Regions from separate parts of the Homo sapiens genome. Here region 1 is linked to region 2. Evidence: read pairs that join two places in POLR2A ChIA-PET (ENCODE). Cell type or tissue: A673. All regions are shown on one strand.

Region 1 (8,000 bases), 220 kb before region 2:
AAAATTAGGGGGTCATGGTCGTGCATGCCTGTAATCCCAGCTACTCGGGAGGCTGAGACAGGAGAATTGCTTGAACCCGGGAGGCGGAGGTTGCAGTGAGCCGAGATCGTGACATTGCAGTCCAGCCTGGGCAACAAAAGCGAAACTCCATCTCAAAAAATAAATTAAATAAATAAATAAAATAAAATAAAATAAAATAAAAAAGTTGGTTTCCCAAGCAGAACCCACCATGCCATTAGATCCCCTGCCCCAACCCCCACCTAACCCCTCTGAGCATTTATCACCATGACCCCTCATCCTGTATGCCAGCCTCTCACCTCCAGAAAACCTCAGGGCAGGACAGGCTGCTTACCCCAGTGCCACACACCCAAAATATATTGAAATCATAAGCCTTCTGCCCTTCCCTGGAGGAGGGTTAGATTTTATAAAGCTTGGAAGAAACCACAAAGACTGTGGTGAAAAGAAACCAACAAAGGTCTATTCCTTAGCTTCTCCCCATTCTTCACCTATTTGATGGAAAGCTTAAAAGGTATAAATAACCACCACGCTAATAATGATAGCTCCTACGTATTGAGGGCTTACTATGTATAAAGCACCCTTCCAAGTTCTTTACATACATTATCTCATTGAATCCTCACAAGAGTCCTGTGATGTGTCACTATTCTTCCCATTTTAGAGATGAGCAAATGCAAGCACAGAAAGACTGAGAGAGACACTTAACTCAAGGTCACACCGCTGCTATGTGATTGAGCCAGAATACACGCTCAGCAGTCCAACTACAGAGTCTGCACTTGCCCACTGCATTTCACTAGTCCCAAAGATTATGACAACACTCCTCTTCCTATTTTGTGACAGTGTGGTATAACAAGATGAACGTGAACCAGGAGTCAGGAGTGCTGGCTTCCAGCTCAGCAAATAACCACGACATAGAAAATATATCAATGGCAGGGTTGGATGACATGAGCTGAAGTTTCCTTTTCTCCCTTAACTTTGTTGTTTTTTTTGTTTGTTTGTTTTGAGACAGGGTCTCACTCTGTTGCCCACGCTGGAGTGCAGTGGCAGGATCTTGGCTCACTGCAACCTCCACCTCCGGAGTTCAAGTGATTCTCCCACCTCAACTTCCCGAGTAGCTGGGATTACAGTCGTGTGCCACCACGCTCAGCTAATCATTTGTATTTTTGGTAGAGAAAGGGTTTCACCATGTTAGCCAGGCTGGTCTCAAACTCCTCACCTCAAGTGATATGCCCCCCTCAGCCTCCCAAGGGCCTCCCCAAAACGCCTGAGATTACAGGCATGAGCCACTGTGCCCAGCCCTTCCTCCCTTAACTTTGGTTGTCTCATTCTGTCACTGCCACTCTGCTACCACCGATTCCGTATTCTGCCCCAGTGTTGGAATCCCTTCTGCATCAACCAACCACACATTCCTAAAGGAGACCGTCAGCTAGGCACGGTGGCTCACGCCTGCAATCCCAGGACTTTGGGAGGCCGAGACAGGCAGATCACGAGGTCAGGAGTTCAAGACCAGCCTGGCCAACATAGTGAAACCCCGTCTCTACTAAAAATACAAAAAAAAATCAAATCAAATATTAGCCAGTCATGGTGGCGGGCGCCTGTAATCCCACCTACTCAGGAGGCTGAGGCAGGAGAATTGCTTGAACCCAGCAGGCAGAGGTTGAAGTGAGCAGAGATGGCGTCACTGCACTCCAGCCTGGGTCACAGTGCGAGACTCTGTCTCAAAAACAAAAAAAAAAAAAAAAAAAAAAGGAGATCGTCATTCTTCCTGCCTCCCTCCCAGCAGAATGGCCATGGCCCAGAGCTTCAACCAAGTTCCTTTCCTGGTCACGTACTGTTTTATTTTTATCATTACCATTAGCACTCTGATTTATAGGATCCAATTACTACTAATTTGCAGACAAACAAATTTTCCTGTTGAATACAGATTCCATGGAAATCTGACAGTGCATTTATTGAACTCTGCTGCCCATCAGCTGAGGACTAAGGATGTTTTTGCCAGTGGAACATACCAGTTTTCATGGTATTTGTCCCAGTAGAATTTGATCCATATTAAACCAGCTTAAATCAACTGTATTTAGGGAAGAAAACTATTTCTTTCAGTTTATTTTTCTTTGGAAATTCTTTGAAAAGAGGGTTAAAGACAGAAAACTAATAAATCGTTACATAGCAATGAGGAATTGAGAAATTAAGTAAATAAACCTACTGTCAGGCCTCTGAGCCCAAGCTAAGCCATCATATCCCCTGTGACCTGCACATATACATCCAGATGGCCTGAAGCAACTGAAGATCCACAAAAGAAGTGAAAATAGCCTTAACTGATGACGTTCCACCATTGTGATTTGTTTCTGCCCCACCCTAACTGATCAATGTACTTTGTAATCTCCCCCACCCTTAAGAAGTTTCTTTGTAATTCTCCCCACCCTTGAGAATGTACTTTGTGAGATCCACCCACTGCCCCCCGCAAAACATTGCTCCTAACTCCACCGCCTATACCAAAACCTATAAGAACTAATGAAAAGCCCACCACCCTTTGCTGACTCTCTTTTCGGACTCAGCCCACCTGCACCCAGGTGAAATAAACAGCCTTGTTGCTTGCACAAAGCCTGTCTGGTGGTCTCTTCACACGGACACACGTGACACCTACCTTACCAGGTGACTGAGAAAGTATCTGAGTATGCCTTTGGGGGTTATTCCTTTGTCTGAATTCTGATGCATCTTTAAAAACGAACTTGCACTTAACCAACCACTAAAAGAAAAAGAAGAATTGTCGCAGGAATTACTTATCAATAATACATTCATTGATTGATTCATTTGGTTGTCCCAATCTGTACAGAATAAATTATGATGCATTAACAAAGCACCTCCAAGTCTTAAAACAATTTTTTTTTAAGACGGTGTCTAGTTCTGTCACCAAGGCTGGAGTGCAGTGGCGCAATCTCGGCTCACTGCAACCTCCACCTCTCGGGTTCAAGCGATTCTCCTGCCTCAGCCTCCCAAGCAGCTGGGATTACAGGCACCTACCACCACACCTAGCTAATTTTTGTATTTTTAGTAGAGACAGAGTTTCACCATGTTGGCCAGGCTGGTCTCGAACTCCTGACCTCATGATCCACCCGCCTCGGCCTCCCAAAGTGCTGGGATTACAAGCGTGAGCCACGGTGGCCAGCCAAAAACAATTGTTTTGTTCTTGCTCATGCTGCATGCCCAGGTTGACAGAGCAGCTACCATCTGAAACCTCACTAGTGACCATGGAAGATGACAACAGCATTCTGGAGGGCCACAAAATAGCAACGAAACCCTCTAATCTAAAAGTGTCACGTTTTAAGCTCTTAGCATAAGAGTCTAAAGCACTTAGCGCAATGGCAATACCAGGTACCACTTGGTCAGAACTAATGATGTGACCCACCCAATCACAATGGGTCCAGGAAGTGGAATGTTGCCAAGTGCCCAAAAGGGAGGAACACAGAAAGATTTGTTGAACAATATTAATGACTACCATTTGGTCTTTTGAAATAATAACACCAAGACTTTCCATTTGTGTAGCAGCACATCACTTTCAAAGTACTTTCGCTAATGAGATTGCTTTCCCTTCTCCAGTCGTACAAAACTACTTTGCAAAAAACATTTGTTGGCCAGACCCAGTGACTCACACCTGTAATCCCAGTGCTTTGGGAGATGGGTGGATCACCTGAGTTCAGGAGTTCAAGACCAGCCTGGCCAACGTGGCAAAACACCACCTCTACTAAAAATACAAAAATTTGCTGAGCGTGGTGGCATGTGCCTGCAGTCCCAGCTACTCAGGAGGCTGAGGCAGGAGAATCGTTTGAACCTGAGAGGTGGAGGTTGCAGTGAGCCGAGATGGCACCACTGTACTCCAGCCTGGATGACAGAGCGAGACTCCATCCCAAAAAAATAAATAGTTGTTTGTTGAGTGAATGATTGAATAGATGAATAATAGATGAATAAACAGCTCTATTAGGTAAAAAGGAAGACACTTTCATTTTGGCTTCTCTGATGGGAAAAGTGAGACCTAGAGATTATTAAGAGGGTTGCCCAAGATCACAGAATTCTTAACCAACATACCCTGATGACAAATTCATTACCCAGAATGTGCAGCTAAAGAAACAAAAGTTATGCCTTTTAATTGCTACTGGATGGTAAGCAAGTATGTGAGTTTCTCAAACTTTTGACATTTATACCAGTGATCCTTGTGGGTGTTTCCCTAAAGAGCTAATGTATTTCCTATTGTAAAACAAAGCTGTGTGTTGGGTGGGACTTGGAAGGGATCAGGGAGGGTTGGAGAATGTCTCCATTCTCTGCCTTCCAGATTTTCCTTTGAAAAGCAGCAAGTTGGACTCATTAAATAGGAACAAAATTTATAGAGACATCTAAAAGACAGTGCTAAGAGGAGGAAGCAGGGCAGCCAATTCTGATTCCGGCCTCCTATTAATTTCAGGAAAGGATAAATCAGGGCGATTCTTTCTTTTCAGAGTGACTGGCTCCCCCTCTGCCAACACGGTTGCTAAGCAAAGCCTGGGCCTCGCTGTGTGTGTGGGCATGCACCTCCCGGCCTGCAAGTTCATCAAGAGAGGGCAACGAGAAAGACTGGCAGGAAAACAGGCTCTGAGCAAGATAGCTAGCTCCAAGGGGCTAAGACCCAAAGACCTGAACACACTGCAACAGAGCAAAGCACGCACTAGTGTTGGATGAAGTCAGCCCGAGAGGTGAGAGAGGATTACAAAACAGTCGCCAACAAATTATTCTTCAAGATAATCAGAAGGCTTTGCTTTTACTATGTAAATATCAGTGACATAGTGAGTAAGACATGGTTTCCTTGTGAAACAAGCTATACGTAAGCTCTAATTCTAACCTTACTAACTGTGTAGACTTGGACAAATTACCTCATTACTGAACATCAAGAAGTTTCTCATCTGTAAAAATGGGGATGATATGGGTACCAGTTTTATAGGTTTATTGTGAGAATTGCATGGGATAAAATATTTCAAGCTCTTAGCATAATGGTAATACTAGGTATCACTATTAATAATGGTTCCATTGTTCAAAAGAAAATTTTAAATAAAAGAAAATATGAACCTTTGAAAGTAATACAATAAAAACTAAAGGAAAAGGAAAAAAAGACAGTCACAGAGACTGATGGTGAGAAATGGAAGCAAATAGGGATAAAGAGAAAAGAAATGTACTTCTCTGTCTCTAGGCTGCTGTCAGAATCTGCCTGGCTTCGGCCACCTCTGTTGGCCTCGGCTTTTCCTGCCTGGGCTCACACAGAGCTGCTCAGGCTTCAGCAGGCACAACCTGGAGAGCTTGTGACAGTCCAGATTGCTGGAGCCATGCCCCCAGAAAGTCTGATTCAATGGGTCTAGGGTGGCGCCCAAGAATTTGCACTTCTACCAATTCCAGGTGATGCTGGTGAAACTGCACCGGGACGGCTCTCTGAGGACCACTGACATAAGGCACGGCCCTCCCTGACCCCAGACCAACCCAGGTGGGAGATAAATCATCTACATATTTGTAGTTTTCTGGGCTGTTTTGTATTTCAATAGCCTTGGCCTGTGCTTTAGATATCTCAGGACTGACCTCGTGGCTTCTCTGGTGTCTCCGATTCCCACTGATGGCCCAGACATGACCAGTGGCCTTTCGTGCCCTCCATCTTTCCATCCTAGTGACAGGTTTCCTAGTCCCCAGATTGAGTTTGGCTTCGGTGCCTGTCATCCTGATCTGTCCTCGCCAGTGTCCCTCCCAGGGCTTGGACCCTGCCAGTCAGTCCCACCCCAGCATACAGACGTTTTTGCCTGGCTTGTAGGGAACAGAGTTCTGGTCTTTGCCTGCTGCCCCGTGGCAGAGCCTCCCCGTCCTCCAGGGGCCCACTCCCGGTCTTCTGCAGCTGGGCTTCCCCTGCCTGGTGAGACCCAGTGCTGCCGTCTTGGAAAGTCTAGAGCCCAGGGATTCCTGTATCACTGCTGGGTTTGCTGCATACTGTGGACCCTGAGCCTGGCCTGTCTGGGCTACTTGCCACCTCCTAGCACGATCCTTAATGGACAGGTCTGAGCTCGTTCTTCATCCCTCTTCCTCAGCATTACCACAAGAAACTATACACTAGATTCTGGAAATAAGACAAGAAATCATTCATTTCAACAATGACTTATTGAACAATACTCTGTGGCTAGCACTGCTTCAGTGACCTGGTGACACAGCAGTGCACAAAACAGAAAAACAAACTTTCTGCCTTACATTCCACTGGAGAGACACAGACAATTAATCAATCAATCAAAAATGGCAGCTATAGTATGTTGGATCAAGAGAAAAAATGAAGTCAAGAAGGCTAGGTAGTTGCACTTCAAACAGAGGGGACGAGGAAGGCTTTGCTGTGTAAAAACTTGAAGGAGAAGAGGAATCAAGCCACCAGGCTGTTAGGGAGGTAAGTGTCACAGAAAGTGGCTGGTGATTAGTCATCCCTTACTGTTGCTCTGTGCAGCATGGGAGCTAGTTCTCCCCTAACTGTGTGGGTCACACACATTTGAATTTAATGACTTTTTTTTTTTCAAGACAGAGTCTCACTGTTGCCCAGGCTTGAGTGCAGTGGCATGATCTCGGCTCACTGTAACCTCTGTCTCCCAGGTTCAAGCGATTCTCCTGCCTCAGCCTCCAAGTAGCTGGGACTACCACGCCCACCTAATTTCTGTATTTTTTGCAGAGACAGGGTTTTGTCATGTTGGCCAGGCTGATCTTGAACTCCTGGCCTCAAGCGATTAGCCTGCCTTGACCTCCCAAAGTGCTGGGATTACAGGTGTGAGCCACCACGCCCGGCCTTAATGGCCTTTTTTAAAAAACAGGGGCACTTATGAAAACATTGCTCTGTGGCTATTGTAGTTTGACCTACAATAGCATCTCCAGCAGCCATCAGTTTGCCCCTTTCTCCTCAGTCATTCTCAACATACCATAGGTATGTCTTGAGTCCCTTCTCTTTTAGCAACCTTCCTTGGTGCCCCGTACAGAGCCCAGCTCCACTCCATTTCTTTTCTCCCTTAAACAGCAAAACATCTTGAAAGAGTTGTCCAAAGTCATTGTGTCTGCATCCTCCCATCCTCACCCCACTCCACCAGACTTCCACGTCCACCACGCCACTGACTCTGCTCCTGACAATGTCACCAAAAGGCAGGCCTCTGGTTGCCAAAGCCAAAAATTGTTTCTTTACACAATCAACTCCCGGAGCATTGGGCCCCGCTGACCACAGCGTTCCTCCTTGAGGCACTTTCTTCTCTTGGCTTCCTGGTCCCCAGTGTCTGACTTGTGCCCCATTTCACTGGTCACTCATTCTCAGACTCCTTTGTGGGTTCTTCTCAGCTTCTAAAGGTTGGAACACCAGAGGTCCTGGCCTTCAGTCCCCATCGGTCATTCCATTCTCCTCTTAATGTGATCAGATTCAATACTGTGGCTTTAAATGCCTCCTATATCCCAAGGACTCCAAAATTTATGTCTCCAGCCTTGATGTTTCCACTGATCTCCCGACTTACAAATGTCAGCTACCATATCATGAGTTATGATATGACTTATGAATGTCAGCTACCATATCACAAGTTATGATATGACTTATAAATGTCAGCTACCATATCACAAGTTATGATATGACTTATGAATGTCAGCTACCATATCACAAAGTTATGATATGACTTATAAATGTCAGCTACCATATCACAAGTTATGATATGACTTATGAATGTCAGCTACCATATCACAAAGTTATGATATGACTTATAAATGTCAGCTACCATATCACAAGTTATGATATGACTTATGAATGTCAGCTACCATATCACAAGTTATGACATGACTTGTGAATGTCAGCTATCATATCACGAGTTATGATATGACTTACAAATGTCAGCTACCATATCACGAGTTATGACATGACTTACGAATGTCAGCTATCATATCACGAGTTATGATATGACTTACAAATGTCAGCT
Region 2 (8,000 bases):
GGAAAACTACTTAATCACCTTCTTTGCCACTAAGGCCAAAAGCTCCAAGTCAGACTGCAATAAAGACTGGTTTAATCAGAGGACTCTTGAGTTTATTTTTCTCCTGAACTGAGGTTTTTTGGCAGAAGACTTGGGAAACTCTCATACCTCACAGGCTGGGAACTTCTGAGCTCAGAGCCTTGGGAAAACATAAAGAAGCACGGTTGGCCATTGAGAGCTTAAAGGGATACCTCCGGAGACCTTCATAATGCTACAAGTGTGCACATCTCCCCTCTAGCAAAGCAGTTCCCTATAAAATGTCATTATGCGTTGGCTGGAACAGTTGCTGAAATGTCATTTAGCAGAGTTCTTTTTTGTTGTTGTTGTTGTTTTTTTTTTTTTGGACAAGGTCTCTCTTTGTCATTCAGGCTGGAGTGCAGTGGCATGAACACAGCTTCCTGGCTCAAACAAACCACCCACCTCAGTCTCCCAAGTAGCTGGGATTACAGGTACATGCCACCAGGCCAGGCTAATTTTTTTTTTTTTTGTAGGTAGGGGCCTTGCTATGTTGCCCAGGCTGGTCTTGAACTTCTGAGCTCAAGCTATCCTCACGCCTCAGCCTGCCAAAGTGCTGGGATTACAGATGTGAGCCCCTGCTCCTGGCAAGGGTCAAATTCATGGCTTGGCGAAGCTGGAATTAAAAAACCTCGTGACGCTTACATTTGAACTGCGGATGAAAAGTTAAACCAGCAATGCCAACCTGCCAAGAACATAGCTGGTGTATTAATTACCTATTGCTGCGGAAGAAGTGACTCCAAAACATTGTAGCTTAAAACAAAACAAAAGTCATTTATTATCTCTCTTAGTTTCTGTGGGTTAGGAATTCAGAGAGGGTACAGCAGGGGTAACTGACCTCTGCTCCACGATGTCTGGGCCTCCGTGGGAAGACTTGAAGAGTGTGGGCTGAAATCATCTGAAGCCCTGTTCACTCCCATGTCTGGGGTTCATCACATGGAGCTGCTGGCTGGTGGCCCAAGGACGTTGGTCAGAACATCCACACAGAGTCTCTCCAAGTGGGCTTTCTCACAATGTGGTGGTTAGGTTCAAAGGGCAAGCATCCGGACAGAGGAAAAGATAGAGAACCAGGTGATACTATAACCGTTTGGTTACTGGTGGAGGATGTCCAGGTTCTTGGCGTTTTGAACAGAGAATTGGACAAAACGCAAAAACAAAGCAAGGAGAGAATGAAGCAACAAAAGGAACTGAAAACAAAAGTACACTCCACAAGGTGGGAACCGGCTCAGCATAGGGGCTCAGGAGCCCCTTTACAGAATTTTCTGGGGTTTAAATACCCTCTAAAGGTTTCCCATTGGTTCCTTGTGAAAGGTGACAACGTGCCAGCAGCCTTGCTTGTTCTCGGCGCCTCCTCGGCCTCAGCATCCGCTCTGGCCATGCTCTAGGAGCCCTTCAGCCCGACACTGCACTGTGGGAACCCCTCTCTGGCCTGGCTGAGGCCGGAGCCGGCTCCCTCTGCTTGAGGGGAGGTGTGGGAAGTAGAAGCACAGGCGGGAACCGGGCCTGCGCGTGGCGCTCGCGGGCCAGCATGAGTTCCGGGTGGGCGTGGGTTCCGCGGGCCCTGCAAGCCGGCCCTGCCGGCCTCAGGCAGTGAGGGGCTTAGCACCAGGGCCAGCAGCTGCAGAGGGTGCGCCGGGTCCCTCAGCACTGCCGGCCCTACCACACCGCGCTGGAATTCTCCAAGGGCCTCACCTGCCTTCCGGGGGGCAGTGCTCTGTGTCTAGCTAATCTAGTGGGGACTTGCAAAACTTTTTTGTCTAGCTAGAGGATTTTAAATACACCAATCAGCACTCTGTGTCTAGCTTAGGGATTGTAAATGCACCAATCAGCACCCCGTCAAAACAGGCCAATCAGCTCTCTGTAAAATGGACCAATCAGCTCTCTGTAAAGTGGACCAATCAGCAGTATGTGGGTGGGGCCAGATGAGGGAATAAAAGCAAGCTGCCGGAACCAGCGGTGGCAACTGGCTTGGGTCCGCTTCTGCAGTGTGTGAGTTTTGTTCTTTTGCTCTTTGTGATAAATCTTGCCGCTGCTCACTCTTTGAGTCCTTGCTGCCTTTGTGAACTGTAACACTGTGAAGGTCTGCAGCTTCACTCCTGAAGCCAGCAAGACCACCCACTGGAAGGAATGAACAACTCCAGATGTACTGCTTTTAAGAGCTGTAAGGCCCACTGTGAAGGTTTGCAGCTTCATTCCTGAAGTCAGTGAGACCACGAACCCACCAGAAGGAGGAAACTCTGGACACATCTGAACATCTGAAGGAACAAACTCCGGACACACCATCTTTAAGAACTGTACACTCACCGCGAGGGTCCACGGCTTCATTCTTGAAGTCAGCAAGACCAAGAACTCACGGATTATTCCGCACACACTTGGTTACACCCTATGTAAATGAAGTAGTGGCCCACAGTCAGTCTGATTGGTTGCAGAAAGCAACCAATCAGAGGTACTTTTGATTTTCCATCTGTCACACAGAAAAAAGGGGGCAGGGTTTGCAAAGGGAGTAGCCTCCTGTCCTTTCATTGCTTAGGTGTGGAAAGTTGGGGTTTTCCTTTTGATTTAGTTCTAGGAAGCCAGTGTGAATCTGCTTTAGATTCCCTTTGTCTAAACCCTATTTTCCTCCCTCATGGTTACTACCTAGCCTCAGAAACCAGGGAGCATCACTGCATCACTTCTGCTGTGTTCCCTTAGAGCAGTCATTGCTCAGATACAAGCAGTGGGGGAACCTGGGTTTCCTTTCCCTGGAAAGGGTGTAGGAAGGGCATGTGAGGTGGGATAAATATGTAGGTGTGGCTACCTTTAAAAAATGTAATCTGCTGGGTGAGGTGGCTCACACTTGTAATCATTCCAGCACTTTGGGAGGCCAAGGCGGGCAGATCACCTGAGGTTGGGAGTTCGAGACCAGCCTGACCAACATGGGGAAATCCCATCTCTACTAAAACTACAAAATTAGCCAGGCGTGGCGGTGCATGCCTGTAATCCCAGCTACTTGGGAGGCTGAGGCAGGAGAATCGCTTGAACCCAGGAGGCAGAGGTTGCAGTGAGCCGAGATTGTGCCATTGCACTCCAGCCTGGGTAAGAAGAGCAAAACTTCGTCTCAAAAAAAAAAAAAAAAAAAAAATAGAGGCAAGGTAATCTGCCACAGATAGTACTCAACAAATACTTACTGGGTAAGTGTGAATTCCAAATACCTGGTCTCAAACACCTGGTCTCAAACACCTGGCCTCAAAATTACAATCTAGCCAATAAAATAAAACATACAGTCATTTAACTCTTTCGCTAAATGGCACCTAAGATCAGCTAGTTATATACTACTAAGCTGTTGTTTCTCACCAGTGGTATTGAAAGGTAGTCTAGCTAGGCCACTGGACTTTCACGACAATCAATAAGCATTTGTTGGTCAGGCGTGGTGGCTCACACCTGTAATCCCAGCTTTTTGGAGGCTGAGGCGGGAAGATGGCTGGAGCCCAAGAGTTTGGGACCAGCGTGGGCAACATACTGAGACCCCATCTCCACAAGAAGTAAAAAAATTAGCTGGGCATGGTGGTGCATGCCTGTAGTACCAGCTACTCAGGAGGCTGAGGTGGGAGGATTGCTTGAGCCGCAGAAGTCTAGGCTGCAGCAAGCCGTGATTACACCACTGTACTCCAGCCTGGGTGACAGAGCAAGACCTTGTCTCAAAAAAACAGTTTTTTATCCCCTGGTTAAAAAAAATTCCATATCCCCTGGATTCCCACGTGCACACACAAGTGAGACGTGTTCTCTGCTAACTCCACTGGCTGCGGATCTCTAACCCTTTAGTATGCATTTGGAGATGTATAATCTATAGCCACACCGACTTAGTTTCATGTTCTAGCTCAGCTCCTACCAATTGTGTGATTTCAGACAAGTAAACTAATCTCTCCAGACTTGTATTTCCTCTTATGAAATGGGGTGGTTGACCCAGTGAAGGCAAATTAGCCAAAAACTTGGATATAAGCTGAAAGGACTCCTGCATATCTTTCAATATCATGCCAGAGCATAGCTAGCCCAGAGCCCGCCCAAGGATTATTTAATACTGGGAGATTTCAATATCATACTGGAGCATATCTAGCCCAGAGCCCACCCAAGGATTATTTAATACTGGGAGATACACTTTTGTCTTCTTGCTATTTACTAATGACGAAGGCTCAGATTCTCTCAAGTTACATGTTAACTAGTAGATTTCCAAGAGTATCCGAGATAACTCGGAAGGTTACCGTTCTATTGCCCGTTAGGACATTAACCAATTTTGCCTGTGATTTAGAAAATTTATTCTTGGCTGGGCGTGGTGGCTTATGCCTGTAATCCCAGCACTTTGAGAGGCTGAGGCAGGCGAATCACCTGAGCCCAGGAGTTCGAGACCAGCCTGGACAATATGGTGAAACCCCGTCTCTACTAAAAATACAAAAATTAGCTGGGTGTGGGGGCACACACCTGTAGTCCCAGCTACTCAGGAGGCTGAGGCAGGAGAATCACTTGAACCCAGGAGGTGGAGGTTGCAGTGAGCCGAGATTGTGCCACTGCATTCCATTCTGGATGACAGAGCGAGACTCTGTCTCAAAAAAAAAAAAAAAAGCTTATTTTTGGCTGCCTTTCCTGTCTGACTACATAGACCTCTGTTCTTTGAATTCTCCTTTGAACTAGTTTTACATCCTCCTGGCACCCTTGTGAATTAGTTACATACATAATTGACATGTGTTCATTCTACATTTGTATGAGAGTCAGGCTTTTATCTTTTTGAAAATTATACTTTCATAGCCCAAAGCCCTATGTATCATGGGGGGAAAAAAGTAATTAGTGTCACAGAATTCACTGGAGGAAGAGATCTGAAGAGGTCCAAGAAGACTTTCCAGAAAAGATTTTCGTGTGTGTTTTTTTTCTGTTTTTGTTTTTGTTTTGAGACAGGATCTCACTCTGTCACCCAGGCTGGAGTGCAGTGGTGCAATCACCGGAGGTCACTGCAGCCTCGACCTCCTGGGCTCAGGTAATACTCCTGCCTCAGCCTCCCAAGAAGCTAGGACCATAGGTGAGCACCACCATGCCTGGCTAATATTTTTGGATTTTTTGAAGAGACAGGGTTTTGCCATGTTGCCCAGGCTGGTTTCAAACTCCTGGGCTCAAGTGATCTGCCCACCTTGGCCTCCTAAAGTGCTGGGATTACAGGCATGAGCCACTGTGCCCAGCCTAGAAAAAATTTTCTATAGAAGTCTTTCTAGAAAGAATCTTTTTTTTTTTTTTTTTTTTTGAGACGGAGTTTTGCTCTTGTTGTCCAGGCTGGAGTGCAATGGCGCGATCTCGGCTCACTGCAACCTCCACCTCCCAGGTTCAAGCGATTCTCCTGCCTTAGCCTTCCCAAGTAGCTGGGATTATAGGCATGCGCCACCAAGCCCGGCTAATTTTGTATTTTTAGTAGAGATGGGGTTTCTCCATGTGGGTCAGGCTGGTCTTGAACTCCCGACCTCAGGTGATCCACCCACCTCGGCCTCCCACAGTGCTGGGAATACAGGTGTGAGCCACTGCGCCCAGCCTAGAAAGAATCTTGATGGTTGTGGGAGATAGTTTCAGAAGCGGGGAGGGCCTTTGAGGGCTGGGAGGGCATTTGTGCAGAAGAGGGGCCAAAGAACTGGGGGAAGTAAATTGAACAAGCCAGAAAGCCATGGCCTGGAGAGGATAAGTCATATTTTGAAACTAACCACATGAAAAACCAACAGATAACCTCCCAGCTTCATCAACTGTAAATTATTAAGATGAAAACCAGCAGTTGCTGTATATTTAAATTATATCATTTTTGTTTTATTCTTTTTTTGTTTGTTTTTTCAACATAGAGGCAGAAGAAATATAGTTGCTTCAATTTACAGTTAAGTTTCGCTTGCATCCACACCAGCCAGCATGGGTGGCCTTTCATGGGTTTCGTTTAGAAAGGAAATGAAATAGTACTCTTGGTCATAAAGGTTTTATTATTTTCCTGGGCTCTGCAGAGCAACTCAGAGAGGAAAGCCCGTGTCAATGCAGGAGGGCTTCGGATTACCAGCTAGACTTGTAACATACATTTTAAAAAGTCTTTTCCTGGCTTTGAAATGTTCCTTTAGAACTCATGGATTTTTTTATTCTATAAATTAAAGAATGACCAACTATGATACTTGGAATCAGCCAAACTAATCCATTGCAGAAATCTGTGGTATAGGAAGGCTGTCTGACAATAGTCCTCCCACCTCCTTTTTCACCCTCCTTAGTTGTGCTGCAGGCATCTCTACTATTGCCCACAGCCTTAAAAAAAAAAATGCGGCCAGGCCCGGTGGCTCACGCCTATAATCCCAGCACTTTGAGAGGCCGAGGTGCGCAGATCACCTGAGGTCAGAAGTTTGACCAGCCTGGCCAACATGGCGAAACTCCCGTCTCTACTAAAAGTGCAAGAATTAGCTGGGTGTGGTGGCGCACGCTTGTCATCCCAGCTACTCTGGAGGCTGAGGCAAAAATAATCGCTTGAACCTGGGAGGCGGAGTTCAGTGAGCCGAGATCTCGCTACTGAACTCCAGCCTGGACAACAGAGCAAGACTCTGTCTCCAAAAAAAACCCAAAAAAACAAAAGAACAACAACAACTGAAATGAAACTCTGTACCCATCAAACAATAATTCCCCCCTGCCTCCTACTCAAGTCCCTGGCAACCACCATTCCACTCTTTGATTCTATGAATTTGACTATTTTGTCATAGATACCGCATACAAGTGGAATCGTGTACTCTTTGCCTTTCTGTGTCTGGCTTATTTCACTTAGCATCGTGTCTTCCAGGTTCATCAATGTTGGAGCATGTGTCGGAATTTCCTTCCTTTTTAAGGCTGAATGTTCCATTGTATGTACGCACTACATTTTGTTTATTCATTCATGAATGGAAGAAACAAGGGGCGCTTGAGTTGCTTCTATCCTTTGGCTATTGTGAGTAGTACTACTATGAACATAGGAGTACAAAGATTGGCACATTACTTTTTAAACACTTAAAAAAAATGATAGACGCTGTCTGAAGACTGAAACATGTTCATTACTTTTCAGTTTCACAAGGGACTTTTGGAAATATCTTTGTCCAGGTCTAATCCTAATCAAGATTTCTACCCATTTTCTTTTTCTTTTTATTTTTTGAGATAAAGTCTTGCTCTGTCGCCCAGGCTGGAGTGTAGTAGCACAATCTTGGCTCACTGCAACCCCTGCCTCCCAGGTTCAAGCAATTCTCTTGCCTCAGCCTCCCGAGTAGCTGGAATTACAGGCACGTGCTACCATGCCCGGCCAAATTTTTTGTATTTTTAGTAGAGACAGGGTTTCACCATGTTACCCAGGATGGTCTCGATTTCCTGATCTCGTGATCCACTCACTTCAGCCTCCCAAAGTGTAGGGATTACAGGCATGAGCCACCGCGCCAGGCCCATTTTCTTTTATTGAGAGAGAGTCTCAATCCATCATCCAGGCTGGAGTGCAGAGGCACGATCTTGGCTCACTGCAACCTCTGCCTCCTGGGTTCAAGTGATTCTCGTGAGTCAGCCTCTCTAGTAGCTGGGATTATAGGCGTGTGCAACCAGGCCTGGCTAATTTTTTGTATTCTTATTAGAGACGGGCTTTCGCCAGGTTGGCCAGGTTGGTTTTGAACTCCTGGCCTCATGCGATCCCCCCACCTTGGCCTCCCAAAGAGCTGGGATTACAGGCATGAACTATTGCACCCAGCCTCTACCCATTTTCATGAAGAGCAAAGTTATATAGCTGTGATTAGCATCTCAATATAGCACTTTTATTTACCCAGATCCAATATGCATGGTTAAAAATTACTGAGTGATTTGGGGGGCAGCATTTGCAGTATGGCCATGATATTTCTCAACTTCCCTCTCCCCTTGCCAGTGTCAGACTCAGCCCCTGATCACAAGAGGTAGGCACGTGGTGA

What was found. ChIA-PET counts read pairs that join two places held together with the same protein. Peaks named below come from ENCODE experiments on the same cell type or tissue, not always from the same donor. Only the 100,000 strongest peaks of a DNase experiment are listed, where the experiment ranks them.
Region 1: POLR2A ChIA-PET joins it to region 2 with 14 read pairs; 4 of 35 experiments call an interaction of 5 or more read pairs at or near these places.

Annotation. Positions count from the first base shown.
Region 1 is chr18:59,038,837-59,046,836 of GRCh38, reverse strand. It overlaps the pseudogene OACYLP. Among named protein-coding and RNA genes, the nearest start is that of SEC11C, 97 kb to the left of the region's middle. RefSeq lists a silencer at 6,400-6,449. In A673, no CTCF peak of the experiment used is centred here; a DNase peak (open chromatin) is centred at 4,496; H3K27ac peaks cover 2,041 bases.
Region 2 is chr18:58,821,596-58,829,595 of GRCh38, reverse strand. All of the region lies in intron 1 of LINC01926 (long intergenic non-protein coding RNA 1926), which reads right to left. Among named protein-coding and RNA genes, the nearest start is that of LINC01926, 12 kb to the right of the region's middle. In A673, no CTCF peak of the experiment used is centred here; no DNase peak of the experiment used is centred here.